Regions from separate parts of the Homo sapiens genome. Here region 1 is linked to region 2. The links are chromatin contacts, found by Hi-C or POLR2A ChIA-PET in ENCODE. All regions are on one chromosome and are shown on one strand. Each heading gives the region's core, a stretch centred on a gene start or an enhancer-like site at or near the end of the contact. The rest is flanking DNA. Distances are from core to core; before and after follow the strand shown.

Region 1 (5,880 bases), core at 1,363-3,862, 97 kb after region 2:
CCGGGCGTGGTGGCATGTGCCTGTAATCCCAGCTACTCGGGAGGCTGAGGCAGGAGAATCATTTGAACCTGGGAGGCAGAGGTTGCAGTGAGCCGAGATCGCGCCACTGCACTCCAGCCTGGGCGACAGAGCAAGATTCCATCTCAAAAAAAAAAAAAAAAAAAAAAAAGGCAAAAACCGCAATTACTTTTGCACCAACCTAATATTTGGGTTGCACATGGCTCTTTCCTATCATAAGAATATCTGTAAGAAAGTTCTAGACATAGAATGCTGTTAAAATATTGTGTGTATTTTAAATTTCATTAGATATTCTCTAACAATTCTCCATAAAAATGTCAGGTGACTTATTTTTTTCAGTCTTCTAATTTTAGAATTAGCATGCATAGCAGAAACAGCTATATTTTTCAAAAACCAGAAAAGTGAAACACTGCACATGAAGACTGCCTGGAAACTTTATCTGCAGGTCCACAGTACCGCATCAACAGAATGGGAACGTCGTTTTTAGAACTAGAGGTAAATCGCCTGTGTCTCCTAGATCACTTTGGGGCCTGTTTTCTACGTACCAACTCTCTTACTAAGTGGACCGTTTACAGTTGACCAGAAACTATGACCAGAAAACCCATCTGTCTTGCTGGGGGAAGGAACTGGTCACCAGACATAGCATCCGAGCTGAGGACCATGGTGGAGTTATCTTTACACTACAAATGTTTTCTACCTAAAGTCATCTATAAGCCATGGACATAGTTCAGAGAGAATACTTTCTGTTACCATGTCGGGGTGTCGAATAGTGTCCTGCCCATCCCCCCACAAATTCACATCCTTCTCAATCTCAGAACTTGACCTTATTTGGAAATAGGATCATTACAGCTGTAATTAGCTAAGACCAGGTCATACTGGGACAAGGCGGTCCCTCATCCAATGTGAGTAGAGTGCTCCTAAGAAGAGGAAAAGTGACACAGAGACAGATGGGCTGGCAGAGACGGCAGGGGTGTGTCCGCAAGCCAAGGAATGCCAAAGACCACCAGCCACACCAGAAGCAAGAGAAAGGCCTGGATCGGCTTCACCCCCAGAGCCTTCGGAGGGAGTGTGGCCCTGCTGACCCCTTGACTCTGGGCTCCCAGCCTCCAGGACTGTGAGAGAAGACTTTTCTGTTGTTTCAAATTCCCCAGTTTGTGGTGCTTTTGTTACAGACACCATAGCAAACAAGTACACCATGTGAGTTTAGGTGTCTTGATGTATTTTTGTTTTTTTTTTAACTTGTAACATTATTTATTTACCATTTTAACTTCGATTTTAGGGGTACATGTGCAGGTTTGTTATATAGGTAACTCGTGACTCAGGGTTTTGATGCTCAGATTATTTTTCCACCTAGGTACTAAGCCTAATACCTAATAGTTGGTTTTTTCCAAACAGCTCTCTCCTCCTACCCTCTACCCTCAAGTAGGCCCCAGTATGTGTTGTTCCCCTCTGTGTCTTTGTGTTCTCATCATTTCGCTGCTGCTTATACGTGGGAAAATGCAGTGTTTGATTTTCTGTTCCTGTTAGTTTGCTGAGGATAATGGCCTCCGGCTCCATCCATGTTCCTATAAAGGACATGATCTTGTTGTTTTTTTATTGCTGCGTAGTATTCCGTGGTGTATATGTACCACATTTTCTTTAGTCTATCATTGACAGGTATCTAGGTTGCTTCTATGTCTTTGCTATTGTGAATAGTGCTTCAGTGAACATATGTGTGCATGTGTCTTTATGGTAGAATGATTTATATTTTTTTGGGTATATACCCCGTAATGGGACTGCTGGGTCAAATGGTAGTTCTTGGAGGAGTTGTCACAATGCTTTTCACAATAGTTAGACTAATTTACACTCCCACCAGCAGTGTATAAGCATTCCCTTTTCTCTGCAAGGTGTTTTGATTTAATGGAAAAAAAGGAAAAACGTTTATTTCCTCAAGAACATCTCAAATGTATAAACATCTGCCATGTCCTAATAGAGCTTATAATAAAATCTTGTCACTAGGGGCAGATTGTAGAAGTTCTAAATGCCTAGTTTGAGAACTTTTAACGAGCCTTCTTATGGAAGTACATTTTGTGAATTTTCTATTTGTTAATCTGATCTCTGAACCAAAATTCCCTCTGGACATGGACCTGTTGTTCCATATCCCCACATCATACCTGGAGGACTCTAAACCCTCTCTCCAATGAGAGACCCCTTTCCGCAGCCCGGTGAGGAGCTTTGAGCAGTTTCCAGTCTAGGAACCAGGAGAGGAACTAGACCTTCCTCCTTCTTAAGCCTCTGTGGAAGACCCTGTCCCTGTGCCCCGTGGCTGTGGCACTTCCCAACGGCTGAGCCTGTGCTTTAACTGTGTTCTCATAGCTGCCCTCATCCTAAACCCCAAAAACCAGAGGGGCCGAGAGAAGAGGTGTGGCCCCCCCCACCCCGGCTGACACAGCCTCCTTTGTATCACATCCATGAGGTGAACCCAGGGTCCAGTGTCCTCCGCAATAGACTTCCAGCTTCTGAAACCAAGGGACAAAGGTACAAAAGAGTGACTCCCTGGTTCTTGGTGTTGCAACCCCGGGATGATGAGTCAACCGTGCTCGCTCAGCTGAGAATACTGCTCTTTCTCTCACTGTCCTCAAGGAAGAATGTGGAAAGGTTCCTCAGGCCTGACCCTTGTTTTTATTTCCTTATCGGCTCACCTGGGACACCTACCCACTTTCTCATCCTGCAAAGCATAGAATCAAGACGCAACTGTGTCTGAGAGCTTCTGCCTCCACCATGGGAACACACCTGGCTGGGAAGTCTTAGCTCCAAAGTTCTACACCAGGCCCCCAGTCATCAGCAGCTCCACCATGGGGAATAGAGTAGCAGTCCCATTTTCTAGGGAGGATTCCTGGTAGCTCAACTAGCCCATTGAGTAAGCCCTGTTTGTTCTTCATGGAATGGTTCAGTAACTCAAAGGGCAGTAGAAAAAAATTATTAATCAAAAAAACCCAGCCTGGCACAGTGGCTCAGGCCTGTAATCCCAGCACTTTGGGAGGCCAAGGCAGGCGGGTCACCTGAGGTAAGGAGTTTGAGACCATCCTGGCCAACGTGGTGAAACCCCGTCTCTACTAAAAATACAAAAGTTAGCCAGGTGTGATGGTGCGCACCTGTGATCCCAGCTACTCTGGAGGCTGAGACAGGAGAATTGCTTGAACTCAGGAGGCAGAAGTTGCTGTGAGCCGAGATTGTGCCACTGCACTCCAGCCTGGTTGACAGAGCAGACTGCATCTCAAAAAACAAATGAACAAACAAAAAAACCCAAGGGAATCGAAAATGGAATAATCTTACTCAGGACATTTTGTAAGAGACGTGAAAGACCATGCAAACATTTAGCATTCCATCCAAACTGGGCAAACCTAAAGTAGGCAAACCCTCCTGCTCAGACAAACACTCCTAGTTGCTGCTTTCACTGGTCTCATAGTACCTCATTTTCCTCAACTCTAACTCGGAGTGGAAGAGTGTTGTTTACGGGCTTATGTTCCTGCCCCCTGAGGATATAATTTCTTCAGGCAGGATTATTTTTATCCTCACATGGTTAAGTAAATACCTGCATAGATATGCAATTCAGGTGCATCCTGGCCAGCCCAGCTGAACCACATTCATTTCTCACTCCTATTCATTTCTACTCTCTTTACTTCTTTGTTTTTGTCTTGTTGTTGCTTCAGACACAGTTTCTCTGTTGCCCAGGCTGGAGCACAGTGGAGCAATCTTAGCTCACTGCAACCTCCACCTCCTGGGCTCAAGTGATCCTCTGGCCTCAGCCTCCCGAGTAGCTGGGACTAGAGGTGCGCACCGCCATGCCCAGCTAATATTTTTGTATTTTTTTTGTGGAGACGGGGTTTTGCCATGTTGCGCAGACTGATTTCAAACTCCTGAGCTCAAATGATCCGCCTGTCTCAGCCTCTCCAAACGCTGAGATTACAGGCGTAAGCCGCAGTGCCCAGCTATCCCTACGTTAAGACGGCACCGGCAGACTAATTCTCAAGTTCTACCTGCTAATTTACCCAATGCTTCATCATCACGGACATGTACCCACATGGACAAGCCAGGGCCCAGACTGTACTAGACCTTCCCACAGCCTAATTTTAGGGCACAGTGGCAACATGTTCACATGGGCAGGGGTCAAAAAAAAGAACCCAGGGGATCTTTAGAGTCGTGGTTCTCAAAGCGTGGGCCTGGGAGCAGCAGCATCACACCACGTGGGAACGTGGTCAAATGTCAGTGCATGAGCTCTACCCTGCACCTGAGACTCTAGGCAAGAGGCCCAGCGAGCCCCACTGCTGGAACAAGCCCTCACTCAGATAAGCCTGATGCATGTTCAAGTTTGAAAAACGCTGACTTAGAGCAATATTAGCCCAAAAGAACCCAATGTTAGAAGTTCTCTTTTCTTGCTGCTGGCTAGGAGGAGGTGAGTTCCCCCGAAGGTCATATGCCAAAGGCTTCCTTCAGTGTGGGACCACCTCTATAGCTTGCAGCAGGGACACCAGCTGCCCTGGTACTTCAATATTGTTCTTCGGTTGACTCAAGAGTTGACAGGAGGAGGAGAGAATGTGGAGGGACGCACCAGGTGTGAGGGACCTTCACAGCCCATCCATCATTTTAAGCTCAGGCAGCTGACTTGGAAAAACCTATCAGAATCACAAACAAGGCCAGCCAGGAGGCTGAGATCTGGTGGGGCAGGAAGAGAATAAAGTATCCTACTTTAAGTGAGTGAGTATCTCCAATCAACCTGGAGGTCTTGGCAGATAGAGGCAGGTGCTTGCTGCATTGAACCTGAAGCCTTGTACCTAATTTTCAGAGTCCATTTAGCATAGTCTTGCTAAGCTTTGGATAAGGGAGTGAGGTGGGGTGGGAGGAAAGAGATCAAATAGTCAAAACCTTCAGCAAAAGCACCCCCAGCCCTATGATCCTACGAAGGCTTCGGAGGCTGCTTTTTCTTACTGACGCTTCTTCCCAGCATATAAGAAGTTTTCTGCTATTCAGAGACTGAATTCAACCTGACAGCCCTTGGGAAAAGAACATCTCTCCACCCCAGGCTCTGAGAACCACACAGATACCTTGGCTAGGATCCCCAAACTATGGCTCATGGGCTACATCTGGCCCACTGCCTGTTTTTGTGTGGCTCACAAGCTAAGAAGAATGTAAGCTTACATTTTTAAGTGATTGTAAAAAGTTTTTTAAGATTTTGTGGCACATGAAAATTACATAAAATTCAAATGTCTCAGTACATAATGAAGTTTTATAGAAACTGCTCTGCTCATTTGTTGATTGTGTACGGCTGCTCTAGAACTGCAGAGTTGAGAAGTTGCCACAGAGACCACCTGGCCCCCAGGACCCGAAGCATTTCCTACCTGGGGCTTTCCAGAAGAGACTGTCGACCACTGCTTTAAAACAAAGGAGGTGCCGTTCATGAGCCCAACAAGACACTCAGCCAGGTTTGGCTGTGCATTGCCACACCCAAAGCAACATTTTTTTTTTTTTGAGACGGAGTTTCACTCTTGTCGTCCAGGCTGGAGTGCAATGGCACGATCTTGGCTCACTGCAACCTCTGCCTCCCGGGTTCAAGTGATTCTCCTGCCTCAGCCTCCCTAGTAGCTGGGACAACAGGCACATGCCACCATGCCCAGCTAATTTTTGTATTTTTAGTAGAGACGGGGTTTCACCATGTTGGCCAGGATGATCTTGATCTCTTGAACTTATGATCCGCCCGCCTCGGCCTCCCAAAGTTCTGGGATTACAGGTGTGAGCCACCGCGCCCAGCCCCAAAGCAACTTCTATTTATTCTGTTAACTGTTGTGGATTCTCCTTGCCTCTGTTACTAAGTCTAATAAATGC
Region 2 (5,951 bases), core at 2,161-4,660:
ACAAACAAACAAAAAACCCAAGTGATTAATAAACCTTAAAGAAACAATGTTTTGATAGCTGAAAATATTCCATTCTAGAATTTTTAAATCAAACCCTATTATTGGTTATTTAGGTTTGTTTCCAAATATTTGCCATTACAAAAAAAATAACAAGGCATAATGGGAGGAAAATTGGCTGAGAGAGGCAGATGGGAGTTTGACCTCTGCTCCGACCACTCACCATCTGGGTGATTTGGGACAAGGCATTTTTCCTCCCTGGCCTTCAGTTTTCTCCTTTGTAAAATAAACACTATAATACTCATCTCTCTGATTTGTTATGGAGATTAGAGACCATTACATAACTCAGCTAGCACAGTAGCAATCATATAGGAGGCTCAATACATGGTAATTACCAGCAGAGGAGTAGTTACGTGCTTTTGTACATAATACTATTTCTAGGTACCAGAGTTTTTTATTGATAAAACTCCTGAAGCAGGAGATTACTGGTTCAAACAATATAACTTGTTCAGATTCTTAATACACACTTGATAGGAATTATTTCTGACATTTTTTCAGATGAAGAAACCAAGGATCGGAGAAGTTAAGCCATTCATCTTGGGTTTTAGGGCTCATTAATAGTAGAGATCAGATTTAACCCATATTTTCTAACTTTTAATCTAGGGCAGTTTCTACTGTATGTCACACACCCAGAACCAGAACCCTTACAGTACAGGAAACTGAATTAAAACCCTTTGTGAAAATCAGATAGGCGTGATGGCTCACATCTGTAATCCCAGTATTTTGGGGGGCTGAAATGGAAAGATCGCTTGAGGCTAGGAGTTTGAGACCAGCCTGGGCAACATCTTGTCTCTACAAATAATAATTAAAATGTGTGTGTGTGTGTGTGTGTGTGTGTGTGTGTGTATTAGCTGGGTACAATAGCTCACACCTATAGTCCTAGCTACTGAGGCAAGAGGATCACTTGAGGTTGCAGTGAGCTATAATCTGTCTTCCACTTCAGCTTGGGCAAGAAAGTGAGACCTTGTCTCTCATAAACAAACAAACAATAAAAAACATTTTGTGAAAATCAACTGTGTTTGTATCAGCTTCTTTCTAATACTGTTGTTACATTCTGACCTCTGCTTCCTTCAGTGAACTTTATGGGTGTCTAATACCGTTGCTACATTCTGATCTCTGCTTCCTTCAGTGAACTTTATGGGTGTTCAGTAAGGAAGGGTGTGGAGAGAAGCCACCAGCTTCAGGGAGTCAGGAGGGCTGGGATTTCTTCCCAGTCTTGTTATCTACTATTCATATTCTCTTGGCAGAAAAGTCAACTTATCTGGGCCACAGGTAACTTATCTGTAAAGTGAGAGAACTCTGGGTGATACCTAAGGTCACTTCTTGTTTAAAGTTCAATCATTGAGCAGAGTGAGGTAGACAATTCTGAGGAATCCAGACTGAAACTGACTTCCTCCATGCCCTATAGTAAATATTAGGTCACAGCGGAATGAATTGTTGCAAAAGGTATGTACATTTGTTCGTAGATTTTCATTCAATTTTTTTTTTTTTTTTGGGGACAAGGTCTCACTCTTTTGCTCAGGCTGGAGTGCAGAAGCACAATTACAGCTCACTGCAGCCTCAACCTCCTGGGCTCAAGCCATCCTTCCATCTCAGCCTCCTGAGTAGCTGGGACTATGCGTGTGCACTACCACAGTTGGTTGATTTTTTTGATGTTTTGTAGAGACAAGGTCTCAGTATGTGGCCCAGGTTGGTCTTGAACCCTGGAGCTCAAGCAATCCTCCTGCCTCAGCCTCCCAAAGTGCTGGGATTATAGGTGTGAGTCACCGTGCCTGGCTCAAGATATCTTTCTACATCAGAAGGACTCCTCATGTATGCATCATCCCATAAATGTTCAGGAGAAGTTGTGTTGAAAATTGAAGATGGGTCTACTCAAGAGTTTTATGTGTAAGAAAAGCATGTATTCGTATGGTAAAGGGCTGGAGGGAAATGAAGAAAGGAGAACCACTTGATTTGGAGAGATAATATAACAGTAGAATTTGTCATGTTTTTGTTAAAGGGATAGAGTCTTGCTCTGTCACCCAGGCTGGAGTGCAGTGGCACCATCATAGCTCACTGCAGCCTCAAACTCCTGGGCTGAAGGGATTCTCCTGCCTCAGCCTCCCAGGAAGCTGGGAATATAGGAGCACACCACCACACTTGGCTAATTTGTTTTATTTTTTGTAGAGACAGGGTCTTGCTGTGTTTCCCAGGCTGGTCTCAAACTCCTGGCCTCAAGCAGTCCTTCCATCTCAGACCCCTAAAGGGCTGTAATCACACGTGTGAGCCATCATACCTAGCCCAGTTTGTTTTTTAAATTTTCCTTAATGTTGTTTATGCAGTAATAACATCATCATTGACAACAACAATCATACTTCTTCTTCTTTTTTTTTCTTCGAGATGGAGTTTCGTTTTGTCGCCAGGCTGGAGTGCAGTGGCGCAATCTCAGCTCATTGCAACTTCCGCCTCCCGGATTCAAGCGATTCTCCTGTCTCAGCCTCCTGAGTAGCTGGGATTACAGGTGAGCATCACCATGCCCAGCTAATTTTTGTATTTTTAGTAGAGACAGGGTTTCACCATGTTGGCCAGGCTGGTCTTGAACTCCTGACCTCGTGATCTGCCTGCCTCGGCCTCCCAAAGTGCTGGGATTATAGGCATGAGCCACCGCGCCCAGCCAACAATCACACTTCTTAAGATGCTGGTGGTGAACTTGGACTTTGAGAACTTTGCTTTGAGGACTTTAAAAGAGGAGTCTTCTGTTTGACTTGGCATGGGTAAACATAATAGATGCAAGTAGCCTCGTGGTAGGGGACAGGAGGGTATCTCTGAAATTGTCCAGAATCTACAAATGGGCAGATTTGTGCACATAGCATATTTAATTATTTGTTGCACAAACAAGTGTTTGAGATGCAGCGGCAGGGGATTGCCTAAGCCTCTGTTACAGCATTTACCTGCTGGCTCCAACCCTCCCCTCGCTCCAGTCTTACTTTCTGCACCCACTTGAAAGCAGAGGCCCTGTGTCCTCTTCTTATTGCTCTGAAAGTGGAGGGCAGCTTGGTATCCGTAGTTTTCATCCATGGGTGGTTTTGCCCCGCAGAAGGGATATTTATCAATGTCTGAAGACATTTTTCCTTGACATAAACGAAGCGTCTAGTGTCAAGGCCAGGGGTGCTACTAAACAGCCTCCAATGCACAGGGTAGCCCACATAGCCAAGAATTATGCAGCCCCAAGTGTCAATAGTGCCAAGGTTGAGAAACCATACTTCAGAGATAAGAGAAGCAAAGACAGGGTGGAGGCTTCTACCCTGGTCCCCTGGGGCAGGCCATTGTTTGCAAAGGGCACAGAGAGTGAGCAGGGGCAGGGGCTGGTCCTGCAGCTCTGCCCCAGTGATGTCATCGAGCCCTGGAACTCGGTGCCCTTCCTGGAAGGGCTTCGCCTAGATGGAGACTGACCTGACAGGAATCGGCTCCACCTGTGGACGTACGGAGTTGGACTTTGTCCCAAAACTGTGCCTGTGACATACATTCCTACCTTCACAAGGCTCCTTCATGCCAATCGCCCTGTCTATAAAGCCTGTTTCTCACTGCAGCAAGCTTCCTGCAAAGCCAGTTTCTCAAGCTTGCCATCCCGAGGGGTGTGGTGGCATAGCTCGGATGCTTCCGAGCCTCCTCTTCCTTGATTACATGAATTCCAAGACATGCAAGGATGTTCTAGACAAGGAGGCCAAGCACTTGGTGAAGGGGAAACTGACAGCAGCAAGGACTGAGAAGAGAAGCTTTGAGAAATGATCATAAAATAGTCAGGTTCTGATGAGGAAGTGCAACTAGGATTGGCACGAACTCCATGCAAAGGATGATGATGGTGCAATGTTTTTGTGAGTTGAGTTCTGAGAGTTGGCTTGGAGCATTGAGAAGGGAAAGGTGAAGAGAAAGGAATTGGTCAGAAACACAGAAATCAGAAAGGAAAGGGGTTCACAAGCAGGATAAACAGTATCTGTCTCTCGATAGTGGAGAATGGGAACTTATTAGCTGACCATGGCTTGGTAAAAATATTTCTTCCAACAGCTGGCTTCTTCTATTTTAATTTCATATTCACAGCACAACTCCAATCCGAATGTATTTTTTTTTCCAAGGTTATTGACCTGCTAAAATGAAGATGTGACTGTTTTCACTGTAAATGTGTGAGTGAGCATGTTGGTTTTGTTGAGTCTTGCCCATGGGAAAGGACTTGAATAAGTCTGAATGGTGGGATCTCTAACGCTGCGAATTCTGGAAACTGAGCTGGAGGCCTTTGGCAACCTCCATAGCAACAAGATGAAGACCCACATTGCTTCTGGAAGAGTCTTTCAGAAACCAGGTATTAAAACTGGTTTTCAGCAGTCATGGGTCTCTGTGCACAGATTTGCATACCAGAGCGGTGCTCCTGAAATATATAGTCTTGTCCAATCCTTCATGGTCGACATCGCTGATGGAGAGAGGAGATAAGGTTTCAGAAACACCTGATTGTTTGTCTCTCCCTCTCCCCTAGAAGGATTTGGTCCCCCCCATTAGTCCAGCTGAGGACATAATCATATTAGTTAAGCAAGACAGTAGGGTACCTGGTTAGGAAAAAGGGAGGGCCTTTTAAGTCATAGGAATGGGTCAGGTAGATGGGCCCCAGCAGATCAGTAGACATAAAAGTTTTTTCCAGGGTAAAACAGATTACAAGAGATTCTCAAAAGCAGACTCTCTGGAGCGATTGTCAAGGCTCATGTGGTAAGCAGGGTGGGGCAGACCCCTGTGAAACAAAGGAGGCTGTGTCTCCTCAACTCCCGTGCCCTTGGCACCCGCCTCACTCAAGTCCCTTCCCTGGTGGTTTGGGCCTTCTTCTTCCAGCTGCTCCAACCACTGGCTTCTGGAATGTTTTCAATCTTCAGTCTCCCGCTCCAGACTTTGACTTTGCTCGGTGGACTGTACCTGCTCAGATCTTGGTCCCATTTTCCACCCCGGAGCCCCTACTTGGCTTAATCACACTCAGACTTGCCTGGAGAGCTTAAACAGATTCAATGTAAAGGTTCCAATGGAGGGAAATGACTATGCGTCCCCTTGATGCAATGTTGTATTTCTTCTGCCAGATCCCATACCCTTCATCTGAGATCAACAAAACCAGAGGAAGAGTTTGAGCTGGGTCAGCTAGGAAAATACCACCTGCACTGTGACATTATTAAGATGTACGGAAGCTCTGTAAAGGCCAAATTACAGTGTGGAGCCCATGTGGCAACAAGGAAAGATGCTTATGGTGAAATGGTTCAGTGAAATAGGACTAGAATGTATATGATGCCGAGATTACAGCCCTGTACAAGAAGATTTCTCAAAGGCAATGCTCTCAGAAGTATCTAGGTCTCCAGTCATAGGGCTGCTGGATCAGAGCTTTTGGGGCTAGAGTCCAGGAATCTGAACTTTAAATGAGTTTTCCAGGTGGTTCTTCTGCACTCTATAGAATGAGGTCAGCTATGTAAAGAACTGTGTGCTCAAGGCATCATATTGCAGCAAAGAATTGTGGCCAGATTCAGTGGGACTACTGATGGATTTTTCTTAACCCACAATTTTCAAATTTTATCTGTACAAATAAAGTATTTTACTTTTATAATAAAACAAAATACATGAAAATAAAAACAAAAATAAATAAAAAGTTAAAAACATATCAATAAAAAGGATAGATAAATTAGATGAAGAAGGGCCTGGAGACAGGGACAAAGGTAGGCAGCCACTGATTGGCCCAGGTGAGAGAGGATGAAGACAGGACCTTTGCAGTGCAGGTGTAGACAGACAGGTCCTTTCGACCCAGACTTAGGAAGGTTTGATGCCAGCTCTGGGTTGCTGGCTGTTAACTTGGGGTGAGACATTGAGCTGTAGGATGTTGTTGTGAAGTCCAA

What was found. A loop is a pair of places that touch in the nucleus more often than their neighbours do. ChIA-PET counts read pairs that join two places held with the same protein, here RNA polymerase II (POLR2A).
Region 1: a loop to region 2 is called in a map of endothelial cell of hepatic sinusoid, with 5 times the contacts of the local background. The contact joins two enhancer-like sites. A Hi-C loop is called at or near these places in 1 of 168 maps with a recorded cell type or tissue (endothelial cell of hepatic sinusoid). POLR2A ChIA-PET finds 5 or more read pairs at or near these places in 1 of 52 experiments (Caco-2).

The regions. Positions count from the first base shown.
Region 1 is chr13:98,744,604-98,750,483 of GRCh38, forward strand. All of the region lies in intron 1 of SLC15A1 (solute carrier family 15 member 1), which reads right to left. Among named protein-coding and RNA genes, the nearest start is that of SLC15A1, 5.1 kb to the right of the region's middle. Within about 2 kb of position 2,613, at least 2 of the 41 ENCODE cell types and tissues checked have a DNase peak (open chromatin) inside an H3K27ac peak, as active enhancers do.
Region 2 is chr13:98,647,046-98,652,996 of GRCh38, forward strand. No RefSeq gene overlaps it. Among named protein-coding and RNA genes, the nearest start is that of STK24-AS1, 73 kb to the left of the region's middle. Within about 2 kb of position 3,411, at least 7 of the 41 ENCODE cell types and tissues checked have a DNase peak (open chromatin) inside an H3K27ac peak, as active enhancers do.